Regions from separate parts of the Homo sapiens genome. Here region 1 is linked to region 2. A link is a contact called in ENCODE Hi-C or POLR2A ChIA-PET data. All regions are on one chromosome and are shown on one strand. The core of a region is the stretch at or near the end of the contact, and the rest is flanking DNA. Distances in the headings are between cores, read along the strand shown. Region 1 overlaps ATP2B4 (ATPase plasma membrane Ca2+ transporting 4). Region 2 has its middle 64 kb from the start of OPTC.

The links. A loop is a pair of places that touch in the nucleus more often than their neighbours do. ChIA-PET counts read pairs that join two places held with the same protein, here RNA polymerase II (POLR2A). Pooled maps may share reads with other maps.
Region 1: a loop to region 2 is called in a pooled map, with 2.4 times the contacts of the local background. The contact joins two enhancer-like sites. A Hi-C loop is called at or near these places in 3 of 50 pooled maps. POLR2A ChIA-PET finds 5 or more read pairs at or near these places in 9 of 52 experiments (A549, AG04449, B cell and 6 more).

The regions. Positions count from the first base shown.
Region 1 is chr1:203,643,439-203,650,037 of GRCh38, forward strand. All of the region lies in intron 1 of ATP2B4 (ATPase plasma membrane Ca2+ transporting 4), which reads left to right. Among named protein-coding and RNA genes, the nearest start is that of ATP2B4, 20 kb to the left of the region's middle. Within about 2 kb of position 1,938, at least 8 of the 41 ENCODE cell types and tissues checked have a DNase peak (open chromatin) inside an H3K27ac peak, as active enhancers do.
Region 2 is chr1:203,554,704-203,561,333 of GRCh38, forward strand. No RefSeq gene overlaps it. Among named protein-coding and RNA genes, the nearest start is that of OPTC, 64 kb to the left of the region's middle. RefSeq lists enhancers at 1,446-2,370, 2,384-2,961. Within about 2 kb of position 1,873, at least 18 of the 41 ENCODE cell types and tissues checked have a DNase peak (open chromatin) inside an H3K27ac peak, as active enhancers do.

The DNA of each region.
Region 1 (6,599 bases), core at 688-3,187, 89 kb after region 2:
TGCCCCTGGATAAACAAGCAAGAGAGTCTCAGGCTGGAATCTCCCCTGCTTTTCCCAGCACACACCCACGCAGAGACTTTAGCTGGCAAGAAGTGGCAGCTTAGCCAAGATAATGCGTGAACCAGAACTTGCCTTTCCTGGCTGGAAGGGGCTTGGCATTAAGTGCAGTTCTTGCTCCTGCTTCCTATAGATCACTTAAGTGCTCCAGGCTCTCTTGGAACAGGGGGAATTCTCTGGTCCCCTCCCAGTTTCTCAGGGATGGCATCCAATGATGGGAGATGGTTTCAGATGCAGTGACTTGCAGACAAGGGTGTGAATATTAGCTGAGAGTTCATGTGAACAGGCTTATGGCAGCATGGTTTCTGAGATGCAGCGACTTGTTGGTTTTGGCTGCAGCGTTTTCACTGAGCCCACTCATCAGCCTGCAAGCTACTTGAAAGGAGAGTGATGCTTTAGTCATTCCTATATACTCGGTGTTTAGCACAGTCTTTGGCTCATAGAATGAGGATCAGTAAAGAACGGATAGATGGGCCGGGTGTGGTGGCTCATGTTTGTAATCTCAGCACTTTGGGAGGCCGAGGAGGGTGGATCACCTAACATTAGGGGTTCGAGGCCAGCTTGGCCAACATGATGAAAACCCATCTCTACTAAAAGTACAAAAATCAGCCAGATGTTGTGGCAAGTGCCTATAGTCTCAGCTACTCAGGAGACTGAGGCAGGAGAATTGCTTGAACCCTGGAGGCAGAGGTGGCAGTAAGCCGAGATCATGCCATGGCACTCCAGCCTGGGCAGCAGAGCAAGACTCCATCTTAAAAAAAAAAAAAAAAAAAAAAGAATGCTTGGATGGATGGATGGATATAAACAAATAGAAAATTTTCTCTAAACAAACAGACCACAGTGAACTTTACCTTCTTCCTTCCCAGGGCCACCCTCCCTGCTCAAAACCTCATCATCTCATGCCTGAATAATTGCAAAGCCTTCCTAATGACAGGCAGGGTGGTCTAGAGAAGTGAGTTCCAGACTGGAAGTTGGGAAACCTGGAACTTGAGCCACTTAAGTTGTTCTGTCACTTTTGGGAAATCACTGAACCTTTCTGGGCTTCAATTTGTTCAGATGTAAAATGAAGAGTTAGGGCTAAATGTACTTCTAGGATGTTTCAACTCTAACATTCTCTGCTTCCTCCTACCCAAACAATGCTGCAGATTAATTATAGTTGGGTACCAACATTTAAAAGTAAGATCTCACTGCTGTCTTGCTCAGCTGGGCTTCAGTGACAGAGACTGGTGACATCTTCCTAGGAAGTTGGTGACCGGAGTTGAAACAATGGCCAGTTCCCCAGGAGACTTGGCTTAGGAATTGGTCTCCTAGAATTATTGAGCCCTTATCTAAGGAAGCTCCACCTTTCACTCTCCCTCTTCAAACTCATGCTGGGAGCTTGTGCGGCTCCCTGCAGCCCCGCTCTGTATGACTCTATGTGGCCACTATGCCAAGGTGGAGAGGAGGTCTGGACTGCATTTGGAATCCTGGTAATGGTGGTGATTCTCTTTTTACTTCTTTGTGGTGTCCAACATCCTCTAGTGTCACTGGCACAAAACAGGTCAGGCTATTGGAAGGCCACACTGCTTAACAACAATGTCAGGAGATCCAGGCTCTCAGCTATATTCAGATTAGTGAAGTGTACATTCTCCTAACTTGCTCAGCTTATCTCCTGCACCTAGTGCTATAAACAGTTGTGTTTCAGAGCTCCCCAGGCTGGCCAAATCCATAGTTCCAATCCCCAAAGTCCCTTGTCTAAATGGGGTCTAACTTCCGCCCCAGTTTAACCCAGGGCTGTTTCTGACTCAGCCCCTGTCATCCTGCCTGGGCCCTAGGCAACACTGCCTCTCTAATGCCCTAGCCAGACAGAGCATTCCTGTTTACCCAACTCACAGACTCTCCCTACTTTCTGAGTTATATGCTTTTCTTCTGCTAGTTGCTTTATAGCTTGGTCCATTATTCTGTGATCTAATCTACCTAGTTTTGTGAGGGGTTTTTTTATTTTGTTTTGTTTTTCATTTAAAAAGCATCTATATTTTCTTTCATCAGCTTTGCATTTATCACAGTCATCACTCCTCATTCAACACCCTTCCCAGCTTATACTCCCTTTTCTTTCTTTTTTTTTTTTTTTTCTGGAGATGGAATCTTACTCTGTCACCCAGGCTGGAATGCAGTGGCATAATCTCGGCTCACTGCAACTCCGCCTCCTGGGTTCAAGCGATTCTCCTGCCTCAGCCTCCCAAGTAGCTGGAATTACAAGTGCCTGCCACTGTGCCCGGCTAATTTTTGTATTTTTAGTAGAGACAGGGTTCCACCATCTTGGTCAGGATGGTCTTGAACTCCTGACCTCGTGATCCATCTGCCTCAGCCTCCCAAATTGCTGGGATTACAGGCGTGAGCCACCGTGCCCGGCCGTATATTGCCTTTTCATAGGAACGTTGACATAGTTAAACCCTACCTTATCGTATGATCATTCTTGTTTCAGCCACTTTTAGAGACACCACGTTTCGAGGAGGGCTTTTGTTGTTTTCTCGGTGTACTTTAATCCAAATGGCAAATTTTTAGCCAGGTGGTTATTTTTTAAGAATATTTACTTTTTTTCCAGAGTATAAAAGTAATATGTAAAAAGGATCTCACATATACTGAGCACTTACTATATTTCAGGCACCAAGACACATGCTAAAACTGCATGACCTCATTCCCTCCTCATGACAATCCTAATAAGGAAGGAGTCATTCCTATCTTCCCTTTCAAAAAAAGAAAGTAAGGCTCAAGAGATAAAATACTTTTATCCAAGTTCCCACAGCTACCAAGTGGTGGTTGTGGAATTCAAACCATGGCTCTCAAACTTCAGAGTCCAAGGGTGCAGTGGCACGTGTCTGTAGTCCAGCACTTTGAGAGGTTGAGGCAGAAGAATTGCTTGAGTCCAGGAGTTTGAATCCATCTTGGGCGATATAATGAGAACCCATCTCTAAAAAATAAAAAATATAAAAATAAAAAAACAGTCGACCAGGCACAGTGGCTCACGCCTGTAATCCCAGCACCTTGGGAGGCCAAGGTGGGTGGATCACCTGAGGTCAGTGTTCAAGACCAGCCTGGTTAACATGATGAAACTCCATCTCTGCTAAAAACACAAAAATTAGCCAGGCGTGGTGGCACATACCTGTAATCCCAGCTACTTGGGAGGCTGAGGCAGGAGAATCACTTGAACCTGGGAGGCGGAGGTTACAGTGAGCCGAGATTGTGCCACTGCACTTCAGCCTGGTGACAGAGCGAGACTCCATCTCAAAAAAAATAAATAAAAATAAAAAAAGATTCTGAGCTATGTACTGCCTCTACACAGGATCATCCTAGAAAGTGTGGAATATTCAGAAAAGCATGAAGAGAAAACTAAAACGTTCACAAGTCCAGACATAACTGCTAACATTTTGGTGTAGTCTCTTTTAGTCTTTTATATACGTGGGTGAGTATATACATTTTTTAAACAAAATTGGGAACACGTTGCATAATAAGATTTTGATTTAATTTTTTTTTCCTACCCAATACTAGATCATGAGCATTTTCCCACATCATAAAGAATTGGTCACAAGTCAGCCCCAAACATAGTCCAGTGGAATCCAATGATAGCAGGCAACCAGAGGCAAAGTATCTGTGGTTTTAGAAGGGAAATAAAGAAGCTGATGGGCTGGGCACAATGGCCCATACCTGTAATCCCAGCACTTTGGGAGGCTGAGGCTTGAGGCCAGGGTTTTAAGACCAGTCTGGGCAACTTAGTGAGACTCCGTCACTTAAAAAAATAAAAAATAAAAAAATTAGCCAGGTGTGGTGATGCACACCTGTAGTCCCAGCTACTCAGGAGACTGAGGCGGGAGGATCCCTTGAGTCCAGGGCTTTGAGGCTGTAGTGAGCTCTGATTGCACCACTGCGCTCCAGCCTCGGCAATAGAGCAAGAACTTCTCTCTAAAAAAAACAGAAAATAACAACAACAACAAAAAAAACAAACGGCTGGACACAGTGGCTCATGTCTATAATCCCAACACTTTGGGAGGCAAAGCGGGAGAATTGCTTGATCCCAAGAGTTCGAGACCAGCCTGGGCACCATAGTCAGACCCCATCTCTACAAAAAGTATGAAAATTAGCTGAGCGTGGTAGTGCATGTCTGTGGTCTCAGTTACTCGGGAGGCTGAGGTGGGAGGCTTGCTTGAGTCCAGGAGGTTGAGGCTGCAGAGAACCAAGATCGTGCCACTGTACTCCACCCTAGGCAACAGAGGGAGACTCTGTCTTAAAAAATTTAAATATATGAAGAAATGATTAGGAAAAAAAAAAGTGCTGATGGCCATAGCCTTTGCTTTGGAAGCTGACCACCTGGAGCCAGCCTAGGTGGTGCACAGGGTCTGATCCTGGGATGAGAAATCAGAGAGGGGAGAAGGCTTGGAACTCTTGGGTCACCTTTGGGAGGTACTTTCCTCTATGTGTCTGGATCTCACATGAAGGTGTGAGAAGATGGGCAGGCCAACTTGTGTTTGAAGTGGGAGTCAAAATGTAAAGTGGCTTTTACACAGGCTCAGCTAAAGGCCAGGCTTCTAGAATAAGATGTGGAACACCCTAAATAAAGCCCCCTGTAAATCTGTGAGTGAGATTACTCATTCATGGTGGAGAGGCTGGCTCCTGCTGGTGATTTGGGTTCTCATGCTGGCCTGTGATTGGAGAGAACCATAAAGATTTCCTGCCTTCATTCTCTTAAATGTATATGTGTGAAAGAGAAGCTAAGTATATTTTATCTGCAGCTATATTTTTAAAGAAAAGAAGTGTTTTTTTTAAAAAAAAAATCCAAGAATAGCACAAGAAGGGGCAGAGAGAAAGGAAGATCTGGAGGCTGTCACCAGCCAAAAGATAATTAGCAACCATGGGGCTGGGGACAAAGACAATGTCTAGTGTCTATGATGGGACACTAGATGGGAAAGTCCCTGTGCTTGTGGTGGGCCACTTGACACCCCTTGGCAGTTAGGTGGCTTTGGAATGACAGCCCGAGGTGCCAGCCTCTTGGAGGTTGTACCAACTGACTGCTACAAATTCAAGAGTGATAAAGAGTACTGGTGGCCTCCATGACAGATACAGGCTTGTCCAAGGCACCTGTTCGGTGCAGGATCCAGGGCCAGGACATGGAGTCTTGGGTTCACCCATGAGCTGGTACCACCTTTTGCCATGACTCTGGGGAAGGCTTGGGCTACTCTGTGCTCGTAGTTTGTCCCCTGGCCCATACCAAGGTTTCACCCCTCCACCTTCCTCCTTTCTGGGCATCTTGAGGACAGAAATGAGAAAAATGGAGAGAGATGCTTTGGGTTTCCATTATGAATATAGAGAGTTTTTCATCATTACATTGGTTATCTCAGAACCTCAGGGGTAACCAATGTAATGCAATGCATGGGAAGGAAATGGGGTATTATTGTTGAACATGCCACTTAACTGCTGCAGCCTTTTCACTCTCCTTAAAATATCAGATAATATCCTCTTGAATACCTTACAGGGTAAGGTAAGTGACAAGAATCACTTGAAATACTGGATATGAAAGTGCTTTGTATATCATGGAGTGCCTACAAATATACAGATTCGTATTTATGGAGATTTTTGCATGGGAAAGTCCCTCCTTACTCCCCTGAGGTTGGGGAGACCATTCATTTCTCCAGCTCCTATAAAATTTGAGTCCTCTTTCTTGAGTAGGGTGGCTTCTCTCCACGCTGTAGAATGGGAGAGTGAATTCCAGTTAAGTGCGAATGATGTGTTCAAAGTGGGTGAAAAATCTTGGAATCTTGGGGCATTAAAAAGAATTCCTTAATTTATTTCCATTCTTGACCAAGCTAGTAGGTAACAGTGTGACCTTGAGCAAGTCACTTAACCTCTGAGCCTCACTTTTCTCATTCGTCATTAGTTTGTATCCACAAATGATAGTTATGATAATCTAAGGAGAGAGTATGGAATCTAAATGGAAGTGCTTTGAAAAGTTAAAAGTGCTTCACTTTAGGGTGGGCGTAGTGGTTCACGCCTATAATCCCAGTTCTTTGGGAGGCTGAGAATAGCTTGAGCCCAGGAGTTCGAGACCAGTCTGAGTAACATGGGGAAACCCCATCTCTACCAAAACCAAAACAAACAAAACAAAACAAAACAAAAAAATAGCCAGGCCTGGTGATGCATACCTGTAGTCCCAGCTACTCAAGAGGCTGAGGTGGGAGGATCACTGAGCCCAGGAAGGTTGAGGCTGCAGTGAGCCTTAATCATGCCACTGTACTCCAGCCTGGGCAACAGAGACCCTGTCTAAAAAACAAGCAAAAAACCAAGTGCTGTACTTTACAGACCAGAAAAATTGAGGTCACGGAAACTCCACAGCCCCCACTCGTACCCGGCCAGGCATGTCACACTCGCCACTCTGGGGCCCAGGGTCCCCATACGCTAAGTAGGGTGTGCTCCAGGTTACCTCCCCTTCTTCCAGAGCTGCTGAGGACTAATGAGAACACTCACTTGTAGACGCTGTAATAGCCTGTTTTGAAGCATCTCAGATTTACCCC
Region 2 (6,630 bases), core at 623-3,122:
GAGAAATAAAATAAATAAATAAATAAACAAATAAGGCTGGGTGCTGTGGGTCAAGCCTGTAATCCCAGCACTTTGGGAGGCCGAGGAGGGTGGATCACCTGAGGTCAGGAGTTGGAGACCAGCCTGGCCAACATGGTGAAACCTCATTTCTACTAAAAAATACAAAAATTAGCCGGGCATGCTGGTGCCTGCCTGTAGTCCCAGCTACTCAGGAGGCTGAGGCAGGAGAATCACTTGAACTGGGAGGCGGAGGTTGCAGTGAGCTGAGATCACGCCATTGCACTCCAGCCTGGGTGACAGTGCGAGACTCCATCTCAAAAAATAAATAAATAAATAAAACAAAATAAATAAGATGACTGCTCCAGCTCCCGCCATCACATCCACAGTCCGGTCAGTGAGAAGGGTACAGGGAAGGTGGAGCATCTGCCTCGGCCTTTAGGGAACTACCCAGAAGTGGCATTCGTCCCTTCCACTCATATTGCATCGGCTAAAACTCCATCACAAGGCCACAGCTCGCCTCACAGGAAGCTGGGAAGTGTAGTTTTGAGCCAAGAAGCCAGATGCCTTGCTGAGCTTTGAGCTTCATTATAAAGGAAGAAGGAATGGGTGTGTGTCTAGGAGCTGTAACCATGCCCTGTTATGTTGTTGTTTCTGCGTTTCCCCTGCATGCAAAGCCAGGACTTACTTCCCAGAGTTCATGCCTGAAGACTCTCAGATCTCCAAAGGCAGCGCAGGAAGGTAGTGCAGGAATGTGGAAAGGCTTGCAGCGTTTGGACGGAGACAGGACCCTGCGCTGGAGTGGGCGAGGAGGTGGGAAACACCCTCCCGTCATGCTCTTCTCGCTCAGCTTTGGGAGGCTGAGCTTTGACACCTCCTTCCCTCCCTCTCACCCCAGCCTCTGCGGCCCCCAATTCAGCTGACTCCCATCCAGTCTTCTTCTTTCTTCTCCCACCTCAGGTGCACCTTCCTGGGCCACACCCCCAGCCCCCTCACACTGTGGGAAAATCCAGGTATCCAAAATGGCAAGCCAGATTTTCCTGCGGTGGCGTGGCAGCTGCCCCTTGGAAAAGAGGCAGCCCCCTTCAGCTACTGAGAGAAAGCTGTACTCCCCAGCAGCTGGTCCCAGCAGGCCCCTCACAGATGCAGGTCCTCCTCCTCACAGTGGCACAGCTCCTTCCATTCCCTCAGCCCCGGGAGCAGGAGAGACGGAGAGGAGGGGGCAGTGGGCTGGGCCCCAGGATCTTCCCTAAGACATCAAGCCTGACTGGAACACTCATTTCTCTTTGACCTTCTCTTCTGGCCTGGCCCAACCTACAGACCATGTCACCTCCACACATTTTCCTTTCATAGCTACCCCTCTCCCACCTCTCCAGTCTCTCACCACCCTCTCAGAAAGCTCTCCCTGGCCCTGGCAGGCATCTGCCTGCTCTAGCAAACCCCACCCCCGCAACTTTCTGGCTGGGGCCAGCCAGGGCCAGTAACCCCCTCCCTGAGCCACGCCTTCTTAATATAACCCTCTGAAAGAGGAAAGCTAGCTAACAACCCTGTTCTGCTTTGATGAGCTGACCCCGCTTTTTCCAGTCACAAGGGCAGGCTGAGGCCAAATTTTCCATCCATGGAGAAAGTCCAGGGTTGGGGGATGGGGGGTGGCCCCATAGGCCAATCCGCCTCCCACTTGCTTGGTTTGAATTAGTGGGTGCCTTAAAAAGGAGCAAATGCAGCCTGGTTCTCAGAGCTGGGCCAGGCGCAGCTCAGGGAGCCAGGCAGAAAGCCGAGAGGAGAACACATTTCATTTTAATGGGAAACAGATTTGAGAGGGGAAAAAATGAGAATGAGAGAGGAATGAAACCCCGGCACTCCCAGGAGAGCAGCTGGAGGTCTGCCTGGTGTGACCTCCCATGACGATCCTGCTCACCACCCTCCCGGCCCCACCTCCTGCATGCCACAGTGTTGCACGTCCATGTGCACAGCCCTCTCACTGCCCTGTCCCTCATCGGACCCCCACAGTAGCCCTGAGCGGTAGGCTGAGCAGAGTCACTAGCCCAGCGGATCAACCAGATCCTGTTGTTCAAGGGCAGCGGCACGAGAGAGGAGGGGCACCAGAGGCCTGAGAATTAGAAACTCAGTGACGGGATCAGGTCTGCAAGAGATTTGCATGTATTTGCCTAAGTTATGCAGCAGCACAGACTCTTTGTCTATATTTAGATGTAATGAAATAATCGTATTCTTTTAAAAACTGAGATGGGGCTATTTTAAGGCAGCCAAAGATTACCTGTTTATGTATGATGCATGTAAAACTGTATGGAGAATTACGTGAACACCTATAATCACTCAGGACCCTGGAGAAAATTCTCTTTTCCATTTCCTCCACTAGTGGATTTCTCACCTTGTAAAGTGGGGAAGTGGGATACCTCCCCATTTGACAAGGCAAGAAAATGCCCCCTATCTCCCCAACAATTAAACCCTAAGGCTATTGTGTTTGCCATTAAGAGAAGCATTGGCCCCAGTCTAGGGATAAGGGAAATCAGGCAGGGTGCAGGAATACAAGAGAATCATGAGTTTAGTCTGCAAGAAGTGTATTTTCTCCTTTCCCCTTTCTAGTCCCACATGGAGCTTTCATGATGCCTGCAGGTGAGGGCCTTGTGGGTGCCAGGCACTGTATGGGGTGCAAGGGTTTCAGACATGAGTCTGAACATGGCCTCAGAGTCCTCAAAACAGGTGCGTAAAGTGATCCTATCAGTATAAAATAGTAAGACAGAATTATGTACAGAGGAGGAGTGCTTGGCCTGGGGAGTGGGGGTGGGAATTCCATGAGTGTTTCCAGGAGAAAAAAAGAAGCAAATGGAGCACAGTCTTGGCAGATGAGTAAGAGTTGGCGGGGTGGTGACAGCACGGAGGCATGGAAAAGCAAAGCAGGAGACTGTCCTGGAAATTCAGGCAGAGGCCGGTGGGGCAGAGGAGGGCCTTGTGTGTCTGCCAAGGGTTGGCTCACCATCCTGCAGGCCAAGGCAGCTTTCGGGTGAAGAGTGCTTCGGTCACCTTTAACATGGGTGTTTTGGGCTGCACGGTGGGCTGGAAGGCTGGAGAGAGGTCAGAAAGGAAGCTGCTGCAAACATCCAGAAGGTGATGATGGTCTGAGCAATGGTACCATTGGGAGGGCAGAGGAGGAGAGAGCAGGATTGAGAAAAATTGGAAAGGGAATCAATAGGACCGAGTTAGTAGGTGACTCTAGAGGGCAACCGTAAGGAGGAGGAAAGAGGGGCATGAAGGAATCCAGCAGACTGACATTGTGTTCTCTGTTGGAGAGATCTGGAAGTCAGAGAGGATGAAGCTGTTCAGGAGACAGGAGAAGAGTAAAATCTTTTTTTTTTTAACCTTCCAATGGCCAGATAGAGCTGTTGGGCAACCCCTCAGCTGAGATGCTCCCCTGATTGGAGACTCCCTAGCTCCAGCTGCTTGCAAGCTCAGGCAACATCCTGCAGCCTCTGGAGGATTTAATTCAATTCAACAAATGCTTATTGAACAGTTACTCCACATAGGGAAAGGAGAATCTAATGATGATTGAGTACTTAAATTGTGTTCACAGAGTGTTAAGTGCATTTACATGTAATCTCATCTCTAGTCACCATCCCCTCATCCCTGAGAGGCCAAGTCATTACCCTCCAGGGGCCTGAGAGGTCGAGTCATTTGTCCAAGTTTGGGTGGTAAGTAAGCGGCAGTGCCAGGAGGCAAACCCACAAGTAGTGCCTTATCACTAAGTCACATTGTTACACAATGAAGCCAGGAGGTTGCAAGTGACGAATACACTATTTTAAGCAAATCAAGGAATGCATTGGCTTATTTAACTAAAAAGCACATGAGTCAGCTGGCTCCAGGCACAGCTAGATCCAGGAGCTCAAAAGATGCTGTCAGTTCTCTCTTGCACTTGCTCATAAATGAGTAAATCCATCTCACTCCCATTTATGTTCATCTTGGCTCATCCATAAGGCAGCATAGCACGCAGAGCATAGCATGACTGTTTTGGAGTCCCACAGCCTGGGTTCCAATCCGGACTCCACCACCTAACTAGCTGGATGATTTCAGATGAGCTGCTTAACTTCTCAGTGCCCCTGTTTCCTTGTCTCTAAAATTGATATAATAATATTACCTCTTAGGATTTTTGTGAGGAGTAAATTAGATCGTCCACACAGTGTGCTTGGAGCAGGGTCTGATACAAAATCCGCACCCCAACATATCAGCCATTGTTCTTTCCATCTCTGCCTCTTTTGAGGTGGGTCTCATTCTCTCCTATGTTAGATGCCTTCTTCCGTGTAGCCCAGAGAGATGGCCCCAAGCAACCCCACCTTACATCATCCTTTCAGCCTCTGGTCTCAGGAAAAGAGCTCTTTCTCTGTGTATGGAGGTAGCATGCCCATCCCTGCAGCCATCTCTGAGGCCAGGGGCTGCATCTTCTGTGCTGCTCTGTGGAGGTGGAGGTGGGGCACCATGACTCACAGCCCCCCGTGGGTCATATAGAAGTAGAAGAAGGAGGGTTCCTTAAAAGATGGGATGCTGTGAAGACAAAATAACATATGTCCACTGTTCTGTGCTAGTTGCCGTTATGACAGAGTGTGACAAAAAGTGAGTACGGCAGAGTCTCCTCTCCATGAAAACTTATATCAAAGTAGGAAAGACGAGACAAGGACACATTTATCCAGAAGGCAGACTGTGACAAACTCCATGAGAGAAGGACTGTTAAGATCCCCTGCAATTTTCAGGAAAGAAAAAAATCACACATGGTTGGGTGAATCAGTAATGAGTTTGATGAAGGAGTTTGGCTCCTGGGGATGGTGTCCATTCAGCAAGTACAATAGCGTAGGGGAAGAGGACCTTCTAGTTTGATAGCATAGGGTAGAAAAAGGAATCCTGAGCAATGAGGCTGGAAGGCAGAGCTGGCAGCAGCACATGCACAGAAAGCAGGCGGAGGTCAAGGACTGTTAACTCAGGGGACTAGAAAAGAAACAGCCATACACAGATATTGAATTATCAAGACTGAAGGCAGGGGATGCATGATGTGGAAGAGGCTGTGAGTCAGATGCTGAGGTCATTTAGAAAGTTCTGGGCCGGGCTTGGTGGCTCATGCCTGTAATCCCAGCATTTTGGGAGGCCGAGGTGGGTGGATTGCCTGAGGTCAGGAGTTCGAGACTAGCCTGGCCAACACGATGGCCCATCTCTACTAAAAATACAAAAATTAGCCAGGTGTGGTGGCAGGCACCTGTAGTCCCAGCTACTTGGGAGGCTGAGGCATGAGAATCGCTTGAACCTAGGAGGTGGAGGTTGCAGTGAGCCCAGACCGCACCACTCCACTTTAGCCTGGGCAACAAAAGTGAAATTCTGTCTCAAAAAAAAAAAAAAAAAAAAGAAAGTTCTGGATTTATGAGCATCATCATTCAGGATGAGGAGAAGCCAGGAAAAGCAGATGGCCAGATGGCCAGATGGCAAAGATTTTAAAGAAAAATCTTAATTCTTAATCCCCAGTGCCCTCCAGAGACTTCTTTAATTTTTTTTTCTTTCCCTTTTTTTTTTTTTTCTTTTTTCTTTTTTGAGGCTGGGTCTTGCTCTGCTTCCCAGGCTAGAATGCAGTGGTGTGATCTCAGCTCACTGCAGCCTTGACCTCCTGGGCTCAAGCAATCCTCCTGCCTTAGCCTCCTGAGTAGCTAGGACTACATGTGCATGCCACCACACCCAGCTATTTTTTTTTTTTTTAATTTTTTGTAGAGATGATGTTTTCCTATATTGCCCAGGCTAGTCTCAAACTCCTGGGCTCAAACAATCCTCCTGCCTTGGCCTCCAAAAGTGCTAGGATTACAAGCATGAGCCACCATGCCTGGCCTCCTCCAGAGACTCACGTGAATTCCAATTAATCTAATTCAAGAGAAGTTAGCTTTCTAGAAGTAATTTTATATCTGTGATAGGTGTGCAATCATTCATTCATTTATACACTCATTTAACATTTGTTCAGCATTGTGCTGGGCTCTGAGAACACAAATAAACAAGGCTTGGGCCCTGCCCTCAAGGATCTCTCTGTCCGGTGAAGCTAGCACTCTGTTTATACCTGCTGGCCACACACCCTATACTGGTGATCTGTTATGTGCTCAGCTCCCCACCAGACTGGGCATTCCATTTTATAAATGTTCATTGACTGATTAATTCTATCTCTAGCCCCAGTCTCCACTTGGATTGAGAGACTAAATACAACAATTTCATTTCCATTGTGTCTGTTTTGTCCATAGTCCAGAAGTCATGGAGAGCAACAGGGAGAAAGCTGAGGCTTCTTCATGGGAATAGCTGCCCTTGGAAAGTGCTGGTTCTGTCGGAAGGAAAGTTATGCAGGGAAGGGAAGGGAAAGCATTATCTAAGGCAAAGCCAATGACAGAGGAGAGTCCAACGGGCCTGTGTAGGGGCAGGGAAAATGTGTGGGCACTGGTAGGGGATAATTGTGCTGGGGACTGAGAGCTCAAAGACAGAGACCAGACAAGGGGTTTGTGCTTAAAGCAGTGAGAGGAAGACAGAGGCTGCAGGTGAGCAGCTGGCAATAGGGAAGCAGGGGAGAGAAAGGACTGAGAGGGAGAATTTTATAGTAGCACACGT